2 separate regions of the Mus musculus genome follow, and region 2 is linked to region 1. A link is a loop called in an ENCODE intact Hi-C map of the cell type or tissue named here. Cell type or tissue: heart. All regions are shown on one strand.

Region 1 (4,000 bases):
TTGTCCCACCAAGCAATAAGGCCAGGGGATGACAGGTTAACACCAGAGTCAGGTCTCTATTAAAGGAGTCACCCTCAATAAAAACTATGTTCTGTCTTTTTCTAAAAGAATAATCTGGCCTCACAGAATTCCTTTGGTAGACAGTATTTGTTCTAGGATTGTATCTTATGCTGCCTACTTTAGGTTGCAATATGTTTCTAACACCCACTTTTTAAGGTTTTAAAATGGTATTTTAATTTTTCCCTTCAGTTTATATGTTCAGCCACCTGTACACTTTCTCAACACGTCCCTAAAGGGGGGGGGGGGAGGAGACAGAGACAAAGAGGTCCTCGATCCAAGGTTATATTAATAGAGAGGTCCAGACTTGGGACTATTTTAGGAAGTAGATTATTGGACAGGTTTGATTTCTAATTGGTCCCAGCTAGTTGGAACACAATATTAAGAGTGAAAGATCTCAATTATTTTCTCCCCATCCTCTAAAAGACTACCTTACTAGGACTCAGCTGTTCACCCAGAGAATATTAGCAGCAAGAGACTATCCCAACTAAATTCAATAACCCCCTTTTCAGAGAGAGCTGAGTCCACAGCCAGGTTTCCTGAAGCACTACTTGCCCGCTCTTACTACTGAAGCCTCTAGAGTGGTCCTTGAGGAAGTGCTGTACCTAGTAGTTGATGGCTATTCTGGAGTGGGTGTTAAACCTGAGAATGAAGAGGGCCTTGTCTTTAAGAGGTCAAAACTGGGGCTAAATTAGTTGGATCTCAGGCCCCCCCCCCCCCCACACACTGTTATTTAGCTCTTGGTTAAGTTATGTAATTTTTCTGGAATTCAATTTCCTTGCTAGATTGAGGGTGGTTACAATACCTGCCTCACATGGTTGTTGTGGGGACTCACATAAGTCTACCTTTAAAAGCAGTGTTAGCAGCACATTTAAACCCCCGCCCCCCTTTAAATATTAGTTTCCAAATCCTTGGATTTTGAGAGGACGATGCTGGCATTTTCCAGGTGTTCCCATGGCTAGTTTAAAGGGTAAGAGATCACATTTGTAGGGCTGACACACTAACTGCCCTCCTGGAATGGAGGTGTGGACACAGCAGAATTCACATCTGGCAGAGAGGCTCGCAGGCACGAAGGGATGCTTACCAGCAGCCTTTCCTTTGAGGAGGCGGGGCCTTTACATGCCGGCCGCTGGCTACCCAGGCTTTCCCTCGGGCGCTGCCCAGGTCCGACCTGTTTCCCTCTCAGCTGGATGCGCGGTGAGGGCATCGTCCCAGCGCGGCCGATCAGGCCCAGGTGGGCGGCGGGTGAGGTAGGACCACCCGGCTTTCCGCAAGTTTGGGCAGCCCAGGAGACAAAGGCACTTTCTGCTTTGGGGTTCTTGTAGCGCGTCTCCCTGAAGCTCCCAGCCCCCTACCTTTGTTCCCAACTTCCCCCGGCGCTGCAACTCTTTGTCTGGCCGCCACCCCGAGCCCCTTTGTTGTCCACCGTCACTGCCAGTGAGGGGTGGGGACGGCGCCCACCATTCCTGAGAAAGGAAGTGAGCAGAGGCGGAGGCAAAGCCGCCCTCACACGCCCCCACCAGCTAGCCTGACTCTCGGTCGCCCTCGGGCGACAGCCATGGTCGAGCCTCAGCCCCTCGCTGGGGTCCTCAGCACGGAGGAGGGGCGCGGCGAGGCCAGCGTCCTCTGATTGGCTGTGGGAGTCGGGGCGCCGCGACGCCATTGGACCGCGGAGCTGTCTGGCGCACGAGTGCGCGAGGTGGGGAGGGGGCTCTGGAAGCTGCTGGAAATCGGGCCGCCCGGCGGCGTGAGGGGGCCGCGCGGCTGGGTGGGCGGGGCGCCCAGCAGTGGGCGGGGCCACTAACTCCGCCCACTGCCCCTCCCCGCGCGGCTGCTCCGACCGCGGGCGGCCGAGGGGCGGGCGCGCCGCTGCATCCCCATCCTCGGCGTAGCTCGGCACAGAGCGAGCAAGCAAGCAAGCGGCGCCTGGCCGGAGCGAGCGGACGCAGCGCCGAGGCCCGGCCATGGCCACCACCAGCACCACGGGCTCCACCCTGCTGCAGCCCCTCAGCAACGCCGTGCAACTGCCCATCGATCAGGTACCGGCGTCCGGGGCGTCGTGCCCTGGCCGCCTCTGCCGGCCGCGGTGCCACCCGGGCGGGAGCAGGGTGGGGGCTGGGGCCGGGACCGCCGTGCCCGGCGCCCGGCGGGGCGGGGGCGCGCGGCTGGCCTTGTCCCCTCGGCTGTCGCTCCGGCTGGTGCCTCTGTGCCCACCCAGCCTCCCATCGCCGCCCGGGCGGGGGTGGGCGCGGGCGGAGGCTCGGCGACAGCCCGCCGGGGAGGGCTAGACAGACGTGCGCGCGTGCATGCTGTCGCTGCCGGGCCACCGGGCGTCGGACCCGGGAGTCCCGGGACCGGTGGACCTGGCACTGCTGCGGGTTATCGGGAGACTAAGAATGGTTTGGGTGCCGAGTGCCCAGGACACGGCGTGGATGGACGAGGCTTAAGCTCTTCTGCACTTGGGGACAGTTTGCATTGAAGTGTGGCTCAATAGACGGAGAGGCAACAGTTTGGGGGAAGACAGGTTATGAAGAGAAGTCAACGTGACTTCACGATGCTAGGGTTTCTGGTGAAAAAGTTGCAGCTGTGGATAGGAGCAGCCATCCTACCCCCTCACCCTACCCCCAGAGAAGCTTTTGACACTAGGGAAGGCTGGCATTTAAATGAGGCCAGTCGAATTTGATTGTTTAAAGGGCCTCAGGATTACTGAAATAAACAGCATTGGGATGGAGAAAGCAGCGCCATTTTTATTGAGCAAAGGAACTTTGGAAGTATGTCCTGAGAAAGGTCTGGGAAAGTTGTTGGTGGGGTATGGTTAGATAGCTGGTCTAGCTCCAGTACTGAAGGAAATTGACTTTGGAAATTCAGCCTAACATTATTTCTGATCTGGAGGTGTTTGCACTTCCAAGGGCTATGGGCTCAGCTTGAGTAGCTGCTAGTGGTATCTTAAGGTTTGCATGTAAAACACAAGATTCCTCTCTGGACTTGAGCTGGAGGTGACACCTGAGCTGAACACTGTGTGCTCCAGGCTTTGTGCTTCACTGTTTAAAATAAAATATACTGAGTTACCTCAAAGGAGGGTTAAACCGTCCTGCTCAGTGTTCTGATCTGACTTCTTTCCTTTATTCCTCTCATAACTTTTCGATTAATAGTGAAATACCTGTTCTCCACACAGCTTACACAGCGGTTGTGGTGTGTGTCATGCTAATAGATTATAAGAGTGCCCCAAGTGGAATGATTCCTTTAATTCACAGAATTAGTCTTTGTTTATTAAGTTGATAATAATCAAAGGCTTTGGATACTCTCAGTTCTGTGGAGGAGTCTCACTATTTCCTAAGTGGAATCATGGCACCTGACCTCTAGGTGTGTGTTACACTTCTGACTTCAATAGGTTGTTCCCAGCCTACCAGTGCAGGTAGGGCAGGATCTTCTTGCTAATGAGAAACGTGTGTGTGTGTGTGTGTGTGTGTGTGTGTGTGTGTGTGTGTGTCCTTTACCTTTTTATTCTTTTGGTGAGGCAAATGATTGTGTATTCTCTCTGCCATAGCCCTATTAAGCTAATTCTTTTAAACTTCTATAAAGGATCATAACTTTTAAAAGTAATCTAATATCAATAAGCTCCTTTAAACATCTCAGCAGTCCAGAGAAAGTTCTTTGTGGAACTGAAGTGAGCAAGCAATCCAGGGAAGGTGACCTGAGTTAAGACTGACTTTATCAGCTAGAGGTCTTGTCTCTTGTGTCTTAGATAATCTGCATCTTCTGGTATACGCTTGAAGTCTGTAGAGCCCGAGTTTATATGGCCATTTGTGTAAGACAGTTGTTTGCTCTGTGATAAGCAAGTCTTAGGAATATTGGGTTAATCCATACAATCTGTACTTTTCACAGCAATAATTATTTCTGTGAATACCAAAGAATCTTCATGATGATACTCTTGGAGTAGTTA
Region 2 (4,000 bases), 190 kb before region 1:
CCATATGTAATGTGATTTGACACCCTCTTTGGGTGTGTCTGAATACAGTAATGGTGTACTCAGAAAGAAAAAAAAAAAAAAGCCTTTTGCCATTCCCAGTTCAATCTCTCTGCTTAATGGTTCAATTAAGATATGAGATCTCCGCTCTGGTTTCCTGTGCCAGTCATCATGCTGTACTGCTGTTATGGTCTGTAACTGCTCGTACGATCTATAGACCTCTAGAACCACAAACACAAGTGAACTCTTTAAAAAAATAAATACACCGTCCAGATGATGTACTATCCCTAATGCAATGAAGGGGCTCTGTCAGTAATCGCTATACTGTACTGCTTAGGAAATAATGCCAAGAAAAGACCTGTACAAGGTCTTTATCACCTCCATTTTAAAATATATATACACATATGGGTGTTTTGACTATATGTATGTCTGTGCACCACATATATGTAGTGCCCACGGAGGCCAGAAGACAGTGTCATACTCCTTGGGACTAGAGTTACAGATGGTTGTGAGCTACCCTGTGGGTGAGCAGCCAGTGCTCTTAACAGTTGAGCCATCTCCCTATTCCCAACCTCCTTTTTTGTTTATATTTTCCACCTGAGGTTGACTGAGTCCACAGTACAGAACCGGGGGACAGAGCAGGCTGATGACTCTGTGTGCCATCCCACATGTCAAGATCTCAGCAGTGTCCCTCCTTGTCACAAGGATGATGTTCCTTCCCAGCTTCCTATCTACCAGTCATTACATGGCAGACAACTTGGACAAATCTTTACCTAAGCTTGATTTCATTTAATCTTATGACATTCCAGCAAGTAGATTCATCTCCATTCGACAGGTGAAAAAACAGCCATAGGGAAGTCAAGCAAGGTCATGGGAGAACTGAGCCATGTCTGTCTTGCTCCTGCTTCCAGTGGCTGGCTAAACATCTGGGCTTCCGATGGGAACTAGCTGGACATAAAGAAACAGACAGCTTAACTGTTAGGTACCGAGGGAAGCAGCATGTAGTGAGTGTCACATACATGTATGTGAGTGTCACATAAGTCTCTTCATACATTTGGAGGTAACAATCCTAGTATGGGATGGAGAAAGACAGGTGGGACATGGTCATCAGAATAAACCTCCTCATAGTGGAGGGGGAAGAATGAGCTACAACCCATACTGGGGGTAAGGACCCTCATGGGAAAGGGGGAGAGGCTTCTAGTCACGGGTGCAATCGTCACTGTGATTGACAAGGAATCACCTGGTTCCAGGGAAGCGGTGCCTGCCTGCCTGCCTGCCTGCGGTGAGCTCTGAATCGGGGGTACTCTGCCTTGGACTGAGAATTGACTGTCAGCGATTAAAAATAATTTAATGCTGAACCAGGAGGATGGCCAGCTTGTAGCCAACACTTCTGAAAGCTGTGTGGTACCCAGGGAGCACAGTGCTTAAGCAGAGACCTAGCACTTTCCAGGATGTGGGAATAGAGTCAGGCCTCCTAACAGATTTCCACTCAGGTCTCCTCGGACACACACAAAGGCAGCCTGTGCGATGATTCTGTGCTGCCAGTGAATGCCTGGAGCTCCCTTCCCCGCCCGCCCTGCTGCCCTGTCTAGGCCGGTGCCAACACTGCACTGGGTCATTAGGGAAGCCTGTTTGGCAGCACACCTAATTGCAGCCTGTTGCCTGGGCAGACAGGCCAGGCAGCCACGAGACACTTGGATGGTGGCCCTTCTGGGTCAGGAGGTGGCTTATGCAGCTGCCAAGGCTACACAGCTTTTCAAGTCTTTTATCTGTTTGGTGGACAACAGCCTTGGAGAATTATGTCTAAGAGGTGGCAGGGTGGTATGGGTGGAGAGGTATCTAGCTGTTGGACTTGCAGTTACTAGGCAACAGGGACCAGCCACTTCCAGCTGCTAGATCTCCCTTCCTCTCTCTGCAAAATCAGCAGTCCCTGTGATGACTCCTGGCCCAGGGCCTCAACAGCTTTGGAAATGGTGAGATGCAGGGTCTCAGGCTCTATTCCAGACCTACTAAGGTTCAGAGTGGATCTACAACTTGGGTTCTACCATGTCTTCTCTGCACAGGATCATAGGTCTCTTCCTGACTCATATTGAATCATTGAATACATTGAGCTCACACTGTGTGAGGAAGTCTCTTGCTAAGAGATGGAAATGCCACTGACAGGGAGGCACGTTAATAGTATCAAAAATTCACCTCCATTCCCTGGGTGGCTCTACCTGTCCCTTGACACCCAGATCAAATGAGCACCATAGAGAAACCTCTGAGCAGCCTCTCTGGGGATGACTAATCAGGTCCCCTCTGCTGCCCTTGGTGGATGCTGTGTCCTGTTTGTGGGTTAGTCTCTCCTGCCCACCATATACATGGTCCCTCAGAGAAGTCTCCAGGAGAGTATGATACCTGGCTCTATCTCTGGTTTTTGGTGACAAGTATGAAAGTTGAGGTCGTGTGGACTCTGTCCAAGTACCTGTCAAACAGATACAACCTGCTTCTCTCTCTGTCTCTCTCTCTCTGTCTCTCTCTCCTCACCCCACCCCACCCCCGTTCTCCAGCGCTCTCTCTCTCTCTCTCTCTCTCTCCCCCCCCTCTCTCTCTCCCCAACCCCGGACTAAACCAAAGACAAATATCACAGGGAAGGCACCCAGCCTGGAGACACACAGAAAGAAGAAAGAAGGCAGAGGTTGTCAGTCAGGATGTAGTCACCTACAGCCTGAACTGCACAGTAGGTCCCTGGGAATGAGTCCTCTGGCTAGCAGGAGCTGCAGGGCAGAAGTCAGCAGCTGGAAAGGATGGGGAAGAAAGCTCTGATTGGGCAGGGAAGTGATTCCCAGGACCATCACTCACCAGCCTTTGATGGTGGTGGTGATGGTGGTTTTTTGTTTTGTTTTGTTTTGTTTTAAGATTTGTTTATTGTATTTATGGGTACACTGTAACTGTCTTCAGAGACACCAGATGAGGGCACTAAATCCCATGACAGATGGTTGTGAGCCACCATGTGGTTGCTGGGAATTTAACTCAGGACCTCTGGAAGAGCATTCAGTACTCTTAACCTCTGTGCCATCTCTCCAGCCCGGTGGTAGTGTTTTATTCCTCTGTACCTCATTTTCTTCAAGTGTAGTATGCAGCTGAAACGGGAAGTAGGGGGTGGGGGTGGGGGGCCTAGGGGATGGGGGTACATCACACCAGCATCCACACAACAGTGGCCTACTTCTGCTGTTTGATGCATTTCTGTGGCCTGAACCTCCTTTGTATCATCAGATACATCAAACAAGGCATCCTGGAGACCTCAATTTCCCCATTTGCAAATAAGTGAAATAAGTAGGCTGACCTGGATAGTAAATGTCATAACTACCTCTATGAACCTCTATCTTCTATCCCCAGGGCCTCCAGGGGAGGAGCCAGGAGCCTGGGGCTGTTAGCAAGAAACACTCACCCCAAGCAGTTACCACTGAGAAGGTGTTCAGCCAACCAGAAAGCCAGCCGTGTAATCTGTTCCCTCTGTGTTCTAGTCTTTCTGCTGCTTCTGGTCTGGTGAGCTCCACCCAAAAAGAAACAGACTAGCAGGAAGATTGGGTGGGCCCAGGCCTGTCCCAACAGCCCCTCCCCTCTCTAGCTCTCCTCAGCTGAGCAGGCAAGGGCAGGGAGAACAATGCCAATAACTTTGTCCCATGTTGGTTTAATGGCTGGATTCTGGCCAAAGGCTGGAATAGTCAAGAGCCATAGAGGCCTGGGCTGGCTGGGCTAGGATTTGGAGAGGGGTCACTGGGTGACTCACAGGTGACCTCCTGGGGGTCCTCACCTCTCAGCTGCCAGCCCCAGTTCCTCCAAGTTTATGGTTGACAAGAGACTAGTCCTGGTAAATCCCTGCATCATAACATCTGGAACGGGTCTCTGAGCACCTAAGGCAAAGAATCCCAGGTTCCTTTTGTCTGACCACAAGATTTCAGAACAGACTTGGGAGCTGTCAGGGTGGCTAATCTTTCCCTTCCCAGGTCTGGATGTCATA

The links. A loop is a pair of places that touch in the nucleus more often than their neighbours do. Peaks named below come from ENCODE experiments on the same cell type or tissue, not always from the same donor. Only the 100,000 strongest peaks of a DNase experiment are listed, where the experiment ranks them.
Region 2: a loop joins it to region 1, with 2.3 times the contacts of the local background. A loop is called at or near these places in 1 of 42 quality-filtered maps.

What each region holds. Positions count from the first base shown.
Region 1 is chr12:24,829,679-24,833,678 of GRCm38, forward strand. Mboat2 (membrane bound O-acyltransferase domain containing 2) reads left to right here and starts at 1,921. Exons shown (of 13, transcript NM_026037.3): 1 at 1,921-2,096. The coding sequence starts at 2,022. 2900060N12Rik (RIKEN cDNA 2900060N12 gene) reads right to left here and starts at 1,639. Exons shown (of 3, transcript NR_166876.1): 1 at 1,142-1,639. In heart, a CTCF peak has its summit at 1,647; a DNase peak (open chromatin) is centred at 1,733; H3K4me3 peaks cover 3,337 bases; H3K27ac peaks cover 2,888 bases.
Region 2 is chr12:24,640,843-24,644,842 of GRCm38, forward strand. No RefSeq gene overlaps it. Among named protein-coding and RNA genes, the nearest start is that of Klf11, 8.5 kb to the right of the region's middle. In heart, no CTCF peak of the experiment used is centred here; DNase peaks (open chromatin) are centred at 1,749 and 3,629; H3K27ac peaks cover 641 bases.